2 separate regions of the Homo sapiens genome follow, and region 1 is linked to region 2. A link is a loop called in an ENCODE intact Hi-C map of the cell type or tissue named here. Cell type or tissue: GM12878. All regions are shown on one strand. Each heading gives the region's core, and the rest is flanking DNA. Links, peaks and the distances in the headings are about the cores only. Region 1 has its middle 280 kb from the start of LINC02578. Region 2 has its middle 150 kb from the start of LINC02578.

Region 1 (4,401 bases), core at 189-4,188, 130 kb after region 2:
CCAACAGACATCCTTTACTCTGTCTACAATCTGCAGTGAGGAGGAGAGCAAATTCAGTAGTTTTTGCAAAATTACCAACACAGCAAGAAAGGCAGGCAAACAGATTGCTCAGATGGACAGACTTTTAATAACTGGATCTATCAATTCTCAGATTTGCTGCTTGCTGAGAGACTTCAAAGTGGGTCTGCTTTTAAATATTTGATTTCTCCAAATTAGGAAAAACCCTCCGAAACATTTAGCAGTGTGGGCCACACTTTGAGAGACTCAGGGAGGCTGACTTTGATGCCATCTTCAGCAGCATGATTTCACAATTTCTCCAAAGAGTATGCTGTCATCTTGACTCCCTGCCTTTTGATTTATCCATGAGCCGAGTGTGCTGCCAACTTGCCAACTGTTTGTAACTGCAGATCTGCTCCCTACCCTCCTCAGCCCCGCTCTGTGCCCAGGAGGCTGTTATTGACTGCATCAGTAAGCTCCTTTGCCGATGGCTTCTGGTGGGTTTAGCCAAAGAGAGGTGTGACAACAGATCTGGAGGGCACGGGGAGACAAGGTTGGAGTATTTGCTTCTTAGGTCTCTTCCTTTTTGGTTACTGTGGCTTGGCTCTATCCCTTTATTGAAGCCACTACTTGTGTTAGGTGGCCCTTTGCTATTACTTGTTATTAATCCCTCCAGGTTCCTAAAACTGTCTAATCATCTTATCTCTTTAGACCAGGGGCACCAACAGTGCCTGGTTCTTGCTAACACTGTGGTACTTTCTCAATCCTTCTTGGTTTCCCATAACCCTATTCACCTGATTATTAACCATACCTATATTAAACCCTTCTACATACCACTTTTTTGACTGTGTACTACTTGTTTCCTAAAAGTACCATTATTTTGAGACACAAGCATAGGGACTATTCATACAGTCAGATGAGAGATTAAATGAACTGATGTTATATGTAAGTAGATTTGAGTTTACATATGTAGTGTAGAGGCTTAGGGAGGTCAAGTGCTTTATACAAGGTCACAAAGAAGGTCATTAGTGGGAGCAGGATTAAACCTATCTTATTCAGAATCTACATGACACACAATAGCAAGTATCATCCATGGGCCACTAGTCCCATGGGTTTGCCATAATCTAGAAGATGGAAATAACTACATATAGTATAAATATCATGGGGAGTCACAAAACACATTACCATTTTATAGGCTTTGAGAAATCCTATAGTAAGAAAACTGGTTAAACTCAATTTTGTTTAAACTAGAGATAACCACACATATTTTACTGCAGGGCCTTTTTTTTTCTTTCTCATAACACCCAATCACATCTCATTGACATAATGGTCTGTGAAATCCAGATTGGATTTCTTTGCTCCCCTAAGCATACTCAGGAAAGTGTACCACTCCAGTGCCCCAGAGTTTGTGTCTTTTTCTTTCAAGCTTCCAGCTCAGAATGAGTTGAATGTCTTAGCCCAGGTCCAACAATGGGGTTTGAGGGGATTGCCATTGAGCTTACCCTGGGTTGGGTCCAGTTCAGTGTATTCATAGTTGAAACAAGGCTGCTGGGACAAAGCCTTTGAGTTGGGAGGTATGCACAAGGACAGAAGCAAATTCTGGCTTTCACAGATACCCCAAATACAGCTGTATCATTATTTTCTGAAGGTGTGGCCTAGTGGTTCTTATACCCAAGAAAACAACTAGGTTGGGTGCGGTTGTTCACACCTGTAATCCCAGCACTTTGGGAGGCCGAGGCGGGTGGATCACCTGAGGTCAGGAGTTCAAGCCCAGTCTGACCAACATGGTGAAACCCCTATCTCTACTAAAAATACAAAAAAAAAAAAAAAATTAGCCGGGCATGGTGGTGGGTGCATATAGTCCCAGCGACTCAGGAGGTTGAGGCAGGAGAATTGCTTGAACCCGGGAGGCAGAGGTTGCAGTGAGCTGAGATTGCTCCTTTGCACTCCAGCCTGGGTGACAAGACTGAAATTCCATCTCAAAAACTAAAAACAAAAAACAAAAAAATACAACAAAAAAAGAAAGAAACTATTAAATAAAAATTGAGCATTTTCATTCACCAACAGTAAAATGAAGACTACCTAAACCTAAAATACCTCTTCTGAAAGCCAATACTTGCTTCTCTTTCCCATCCTATAGGTAGATGATTGTCTCTAGAGACACACATACACACACACAGACAGACACAGACACACACACGCAATGTTTGGCTCAGTACTTCTTAGATACTGTTTTCTATTTCCTCATGGTCAATAATGCCACTTAGACTTACTTAATGCAGTTTCTGCTTTAGTCATCACAATTCAAGGTGAGGGGAATAAGGAAAGGAACTAGCAATATTGAATGCCTATATATGCCACCTCCTTTATATCTCACTTCTTTCATTTATGACTCAGCAGTTCCCACATGAGAAAACTGAGGTTTGGCACATTTATGTTAATTTCCCAACTCTGAAAAGCTAACACAGGTTTCAAACCGCTGCCTGCTTAACCAACATTCATTCTTTTTTTTTTTTAATCCCACAGACATTCAGTGATGCCTGCTGTTAGCCACGCATTGTTGCAGACACTGAGGGTACAAAGGTGTTTTAAAAATTGCAGGAGAGATGACCTAAATGCAGTAACTAAATTATATCCATCAGATCATGGAGGCCACAAAAGGGGCAATGGCCAATTCTATAGGAGCAGTTAAAAAAGAAGGTGAGTTTTGTAATGAGGTTTGAAAACAGCAAGTATATTAGTTCAACATGGAGAGGCAGGACATTTCAAGGAGAAGCAGCGTGAGTCAAGGTCAAGGCAGATAGCATGATCTGGCAAGGTGTTTTTAGGAAATTATAATTCATTTAAGTTGGCTGAAATAGAAAATGCAAGAGGGGAGCATGGAGGGAGATGAATCCGGTTCTGTAGACAAAGTTCTGATCACAGGGGGCTTCACAGACCATGGTAAGAGGGTCATGTAACGTGCAAAATACACAGAGATAGCCCAGAAAAACAGGCTGCATGATGATTCCAGGACTTGTGAATACCACCCAGAGGAGACAGCATCATGCCAAGCCATGAGGTAAAAAATAACACAGAAAGGGAATGGTTATAATAGCACATCCACTGTCAGTGGCTCAAGAACCTTTTGGCTGCAAGTACACACTTAGAGGGTTGTACTGCATAAGTATTTCTCTTAAGACAAAGAAATCTGATTTGCTTTGACTAGAGCATTCTGTGTGAACCTTGAACAAATGACCTGCCCACAATTAACATTTTGCCAGGGTCAATTCTGTAGATCAATCTGGAGAGTTTTGGATGGGTGACAGTTTTCTCTTAACAACACGTAGAGTTTTCCCTCCAAATCAAGCTGTTTTCCAAATGAGTTTACAGAGAAATAAAATTGATTTGCTTTAGGACCACCAATGGGGAGCTGATATCCTTTGTTCAAGTTCCCCAAAGGGGCTATAAACTTGCATGTTTAACATTGTTCCTGCCTATGGGCTGTTGAGCTCTCTCAGGACCTCTTACCCAGAAAGAGCTTCTGCAGTTCTACTTTTGTATGCTAATTGATAATACTTATTTTTTAGTAATGCTTCTTTTTGCATTCTATTTGAATTGGTTGCACTGTAAATTAGAGTGAGGAAGAGAGCAGTGCCAAATATATGCAGCCAGATACAATCCTTAAAAAAGGTGGCAGATTGTAAAGCTGCGAATTGTAAAACTTGCCTTTGCTTCAAGTTTTCATCTTACACACCAAAGAAACCATTTTCTTATGAAAGCGTCGATAATTTCCAAACTTTACAAAATGGAATTTAGAGAGAAAAAATAATAAAACCTTTGTTAACGCCTCTCAATCTTGGCATTTGTTTAATTACTCATTTGCTGGTGAATCCACCCAACATATAACGAATATTTACTATGTATCACACATTGAACTAGGCACTGCTACATTGAGATGATTGTATGTGAATGCTGTCCTTAAGAATCCTTTTACTAGACTAAGTTCTCTGAAGGTAGGCACTGTATCTATTTGATTCACTATTAAGTCTCTAGAGCCTAGTGGCACATAGTGGATGTTAGGAATTTAGATGGGGTTTGATAATCCTACCTCTCATCTTTTCTTTGGTAGAGGCAAGATAAAAACTTCTTCATGATCACATCTGAAGGAACGATATATGTGGGAAAAAAATGGTTGAAATCTAACACAGTGCTTTTCAATTAATATTCACAAAGGCATCCGAAAATGTTCACTGCAAAGCTTTGAACAAATTGTGAGGGAGAAATGAAGTCCACGCCCATCTCTGAATTCAAGACTGCCTCTGTGGTGAGGTCATGTTACCTATCCAATTGCAGGTAATGATTAAAATAAAGGAATCTGAGAGCAACACACCTATCCAAATTTTCCAGGTCCTTACAAAATAT
Region 2 (4,401 bases), core at 291-4,290:
TTGTTCCATGTAGACGCAGATCGCTACTATAGAATACAAGCAGACATGTTAGCTGGGAAATTTTAGTTTGATATAAGAACAACCTTTCTTATGATTGTAACTTTTATAAAATGAAACAATCTTTCCTGGAGGTAGTCATCTCTAAAATGAGATTCAACCCAAATAATGACCTCAGGAGTAGAATGGATTTGAAATGGGAAACAGTGGGTTCAAGTTGAGGATGAGCATGACAGATGCTCTTTTCCTGCACACTGAAGGAAGCATTTAATGTGCAGGGTCTATTGCTACCTCCTCATTTGTACTGGCCCACTTGTCCTTGCTCTCTTCTTCTTGAAACTTGGATTTCTGGCTGTATATTATTGCTTTAGGACTGACTTCTAACTCCTTCAGAGAAGTGATGCTTGAGATACCTCTTTAGGACTGCTTAGTCAGTGACAGTTGGCTGTGGTTTCTACTGTAGCTGTATGTGTATGACTATATGATCATGTACATGTGTGCCTTGCTTATATGAAAAATGTCACTCTTTCCTCAAGAAAGTTTTGTGAATCTTAGTGCACTGGTTAATTCAAAGAAATGAAAATATTGAATATTATTACTACAATATTTATTCCATAAAGATTTTAACTTCATACTTAGATTCTTCCCCCTATTGCATACCATTTCTTTTGCCCATCATTATCACACTGTCTTGATTTGTAAGAGTATCATCCTTGCTGCTAGATACATTATCCTAATACTAACTTGGATTGGCAAAGTCTTTGGCTTAGAATTTTTTACATGCATAACCTGTCTGACCCCAGTTTTTTTTTCCATTGAATTGCCACTACTCCTCTTGATGTACACATTCCTTGAATTTAGAATGCCTTGAAAACCTCTCATAATTTATACCATCTTTTGCCTTTGTTCATGATATTTACTCCATCATCCCATTCCAATTAGGCAACATACTACCCATGTCTAAAGCTCTGCTCAAAAGCAATCTTCTCTTTGAAACATCAGTCACTCCTGGGCTCTCTACATTTCTTTTAGGTGTTTATCTCACCTAATTTTGGAGTAATTAGTGTGTTTTCATGTCTCCCACCAGAGCCTAGAACAGTGGTTCTCAAATTTGAGCACATATTAGAATCACATGGACAGCTTATTAAAACACAGATTCGTGGTTCAGGTTCCAGAGTTCCTCATTCTGTAGGTCTGCAGTGGGGACTAAGAATTTGGACTTCTAATGAGTTCCAAGTGAAAGCCAAGATTGCTGTTTTTGGGAACACACTTGCAGAATTTAGACTGGCATAGACTACAAATGCTTGGTTAGTTGGGCCCATGACATCTGTTAGAGATATCATTGAGATTGCAATGTTAACTGATGACATTATGGGCATTTTGAACTATATGTTTCTCTTATTTTGGGAACATGTCCTATGAATCACAGGCAGATCATGGCTGTCTACCCATTAGATGCCAGCAGCACTCCCTCTCCAGTTGTGACCACCAGAAATATCAGTACACATTGACAAATGTCACTGCTGCCCCTCAAATTGAAAGCCTCTGGGTAAGAGAATACAGAAATACCTGACTTTTAAAAATTCAAATAGTTTTCATCCTGAGAATTATACAAACCAAAATTAATATCAAATGAGAATAAGATAATATTTTTAAAGCAAGTATTCATGCCCTTTTCATTCCAACATGGGATTCCTATAGATTCCAGTTGAAATATACATAATTCTATCTCATTGTAAGCTATTCTTGGATCTTGAAATCTTACTGTGATTGGATTTACAATACAGAAACCCAAGTGATGATCAGTTTGCTTATTCGGTTTTATTAAAAGTGGATACAACTTGCTTGTATAGGTCTTCCCAAGATATATATTTTTTGTCCTTTTTATTAGACCAATAGCACAGAATTTGAGAGCAATGTAAGATATAAGTATGAAAAAGAGCACAGCAATTTAATACACAGTAACTCTGTCCAGCTGTAAATAGGGCCCTGTATGTTTCTTGCAATCTGAAGGATTTCCATTTTCTTCCCTTGGAAAAGAATAAAAAAACAGCAGACAGAGAAACAGCAAATGCTTCTTTCTCTGGTTTTCCCTCCTCCTATGCTTTTCACAGAACAGGCATCCTGTATTTGTTGAATAAGTAATTGAATGAACACAGATAAATGAAAGCTATGGAGGAAGCTTAGATAACATTATCTTGAAAGTACTGCTCAAATTGAAAATTCTATTATTCTATGAGCCTACTGTCTGATTTTCAGAAATGTGTCACAAGACTTACTAATTAGAGCCTAATATCTAGAGAACATGAGTGTGAAACCCAGACCGGTTTCACACTAAAGAGCAATCCCAGGGGAGTGCTGGCCAGGGTATTTCTAACCTTAGGGCTTCCTGACTTCCACCTTCCTTCTACCAGAGCAGCTCTGTGACAATTGTTTTATTCAGGGTAACGGTTCACTTGAAAAGGTATTCTGCTTAAATACAAGTAAAAGATTGAAAGCAGACTCCCAAGAAATATTTCTTAAATTACCAAGATGTGCTATGTTCTGCATTAACTATCTTCTAATCTATCCTTACAGAAGTTCTATAAAATTAGTCTTGATGACTACATTTTACTCATAAAAGAACAGAGCTCAAAGAGGTAAAGTGGCTTTCCCAAGGGTGAGCACCCTGGGATTAGCACCAGAAACGAAATCTGGGCCAAAGGTTTCCGATTCCATGTTATTGTTTCACTCACCATGAAGTCCTCTGTCATCAACACCATTAAGCCACACACACTTCCCCACATGACTCAGCTTCCTCCACTCTAAAAATATGTTATGGAGCTAGCTCCATCTCTGATAAGGACAGTATTTTTGTTTCTTTCTACGAGCTGAATTTATTCAGGCCTACATGTGTTGATCTCCTTTTCCTCTGCAAATCTCTAGATAACACAAATATTACCAACCCATTGAAACACAGCAGAAGACATAAAACCCAATACTCTGCCAGTCTGTTATAGTCAGAGTGTGATTCAGAATTATAACACTAGTTGAGACTTATTTATTAAGCACTCCCCACCATCAGGCACACCACCAAGATTTCAATGATGTTATTTGATCCTTAGGATGAGCCTTTTAGGTAGGCACCATCACTATCCCTCTGTTATAGATCAGAATAGCAAAGCTCTGTGTGGTGGTACCATCAACATTTCACAGGGGCTCAGTGTGGGTGAGTCACTTGTTTAAGGTCAGAACCAGAACTCAAACCCAAATCTTCTGATTCCAACTTTTACAACTATTTCCACTACTGCACAGTAGGACCAAGCTATGTATTGACCCGTGTGTCCTCCAGCTTTCCTCATGGGGTGACATGATCTACTACTAAAGGGTATCAATGAAAGATGCACATTGTATGTCCCTCAGGGTCATAGATAGTGAACATAAACTTAAAGAATTCAGGCTTTGGGCCAGGCGTGGTGGCTCACACCTGTAATCCTAGCACTTTGGGAGGCCATGGTGGGCAGATCACTTGAGGTCAGGAGTTTGAGACCAGCCTGGCCAACATGGCGAAACCCCCTCTCTACTAAAAATACAAAAAAAAAAAAAAAAAAAAAATTAGCTGGGCATGGTGGTGCACACCTGTAGTCCCAGCTACTTGGGAGGCTGAGGCATGAGAATTGCTTGAACCCAGGCGGTAGAGGTTGCAATGAGCCAAGATCGTGCCACTGCACTCCAGCCTGGGTGACAGAGTGAGACTTCATCTCAACAAAAAAAATTAAAAAAAAAAAAAAATGAGAATTCAGGCTTTGAAGTCAAAAAACAGTGTTGGACACGAATCCCAGCTCCAATTTATTATTTGTAAAATTTTGGAAAGTCACTTCTTATCTTCAAATCTCATTTTCCTCATTTGAAAATTGCAGATAATGACTGCATCTCCTTCATCATATAATAAATAAATCATTTTCCCAGTTGAACACACAATAACCATTCAAATTGGAAATAGTAACTACTGTAATAGCTGAAAAAAATTCAGATGTACAAAGAACACTGAAAATATAAAGAAAAAGTTGAAGTATCACATACTTTTAATTCTAACAGCTAAGGAGAGGGGTGTTTTATGATGAGCTTGAGTAAGATTAAACTATTTTTTGTCCTCAAAGTATGCTTTAGGGTTGCTATTTTGCCCCCTCTTTACATAAGGAAACTGGAGCTCAAGTATGCAAAATGATTTTATTGAAAAATAGTGGCCATAGGAATTTGAATTGTGTTCCGTTTGCTTCCAGTTTAGTGTGAGTGTGATCAGTGAAGGCCTTGTGGACTGCATATATCTTAAAATATAAGAAGTCACCTGAGCACAGGAATATGTGACATATATATATGGACAGGCCATACATTGAAAGAATTGTGTTTCACGTGTCCCTAATT

The links. Peaks named below come from ENCODE experiments on the same cell type or tissue, not always from the same donor. Only the 100,000 strongest peaks of a DNase experiment are listed, where the experiment ranks them.
Region 1: it touches region 2 in a loop (11-fold over the local background); 1 of 110 quality-filtered maps calls a loop at or near these places.

What each region holds. Positions count from the first base shown.
Region 1 is chr9:118,393,530-118,397,930 of GRCh38, reverse strand. No RefSeq gene overlaps it. Among named protein-coding and RNA genes, the nearest start is that of LINC02578, 280 kb to the left of the region's middle. In GM12878, for the core only: no CTCF peak of the experiment used is centred there; a DNase peak (open chromatin) is centred at 2,320.
Region 2 is chr9:118,527,772-118,532,172 of GRCh38, reverse strand. No RefSeq gene overlaps it. Among named protein-coding and RNA genes, the nearest start is that of LINC02578, 150 kb to the left of the region's middle. In GM12878, for the core only: no CTCF peak of the experiment used is centred there; DNase peaks (open chromatin) are centred at 2,342 and 2,694.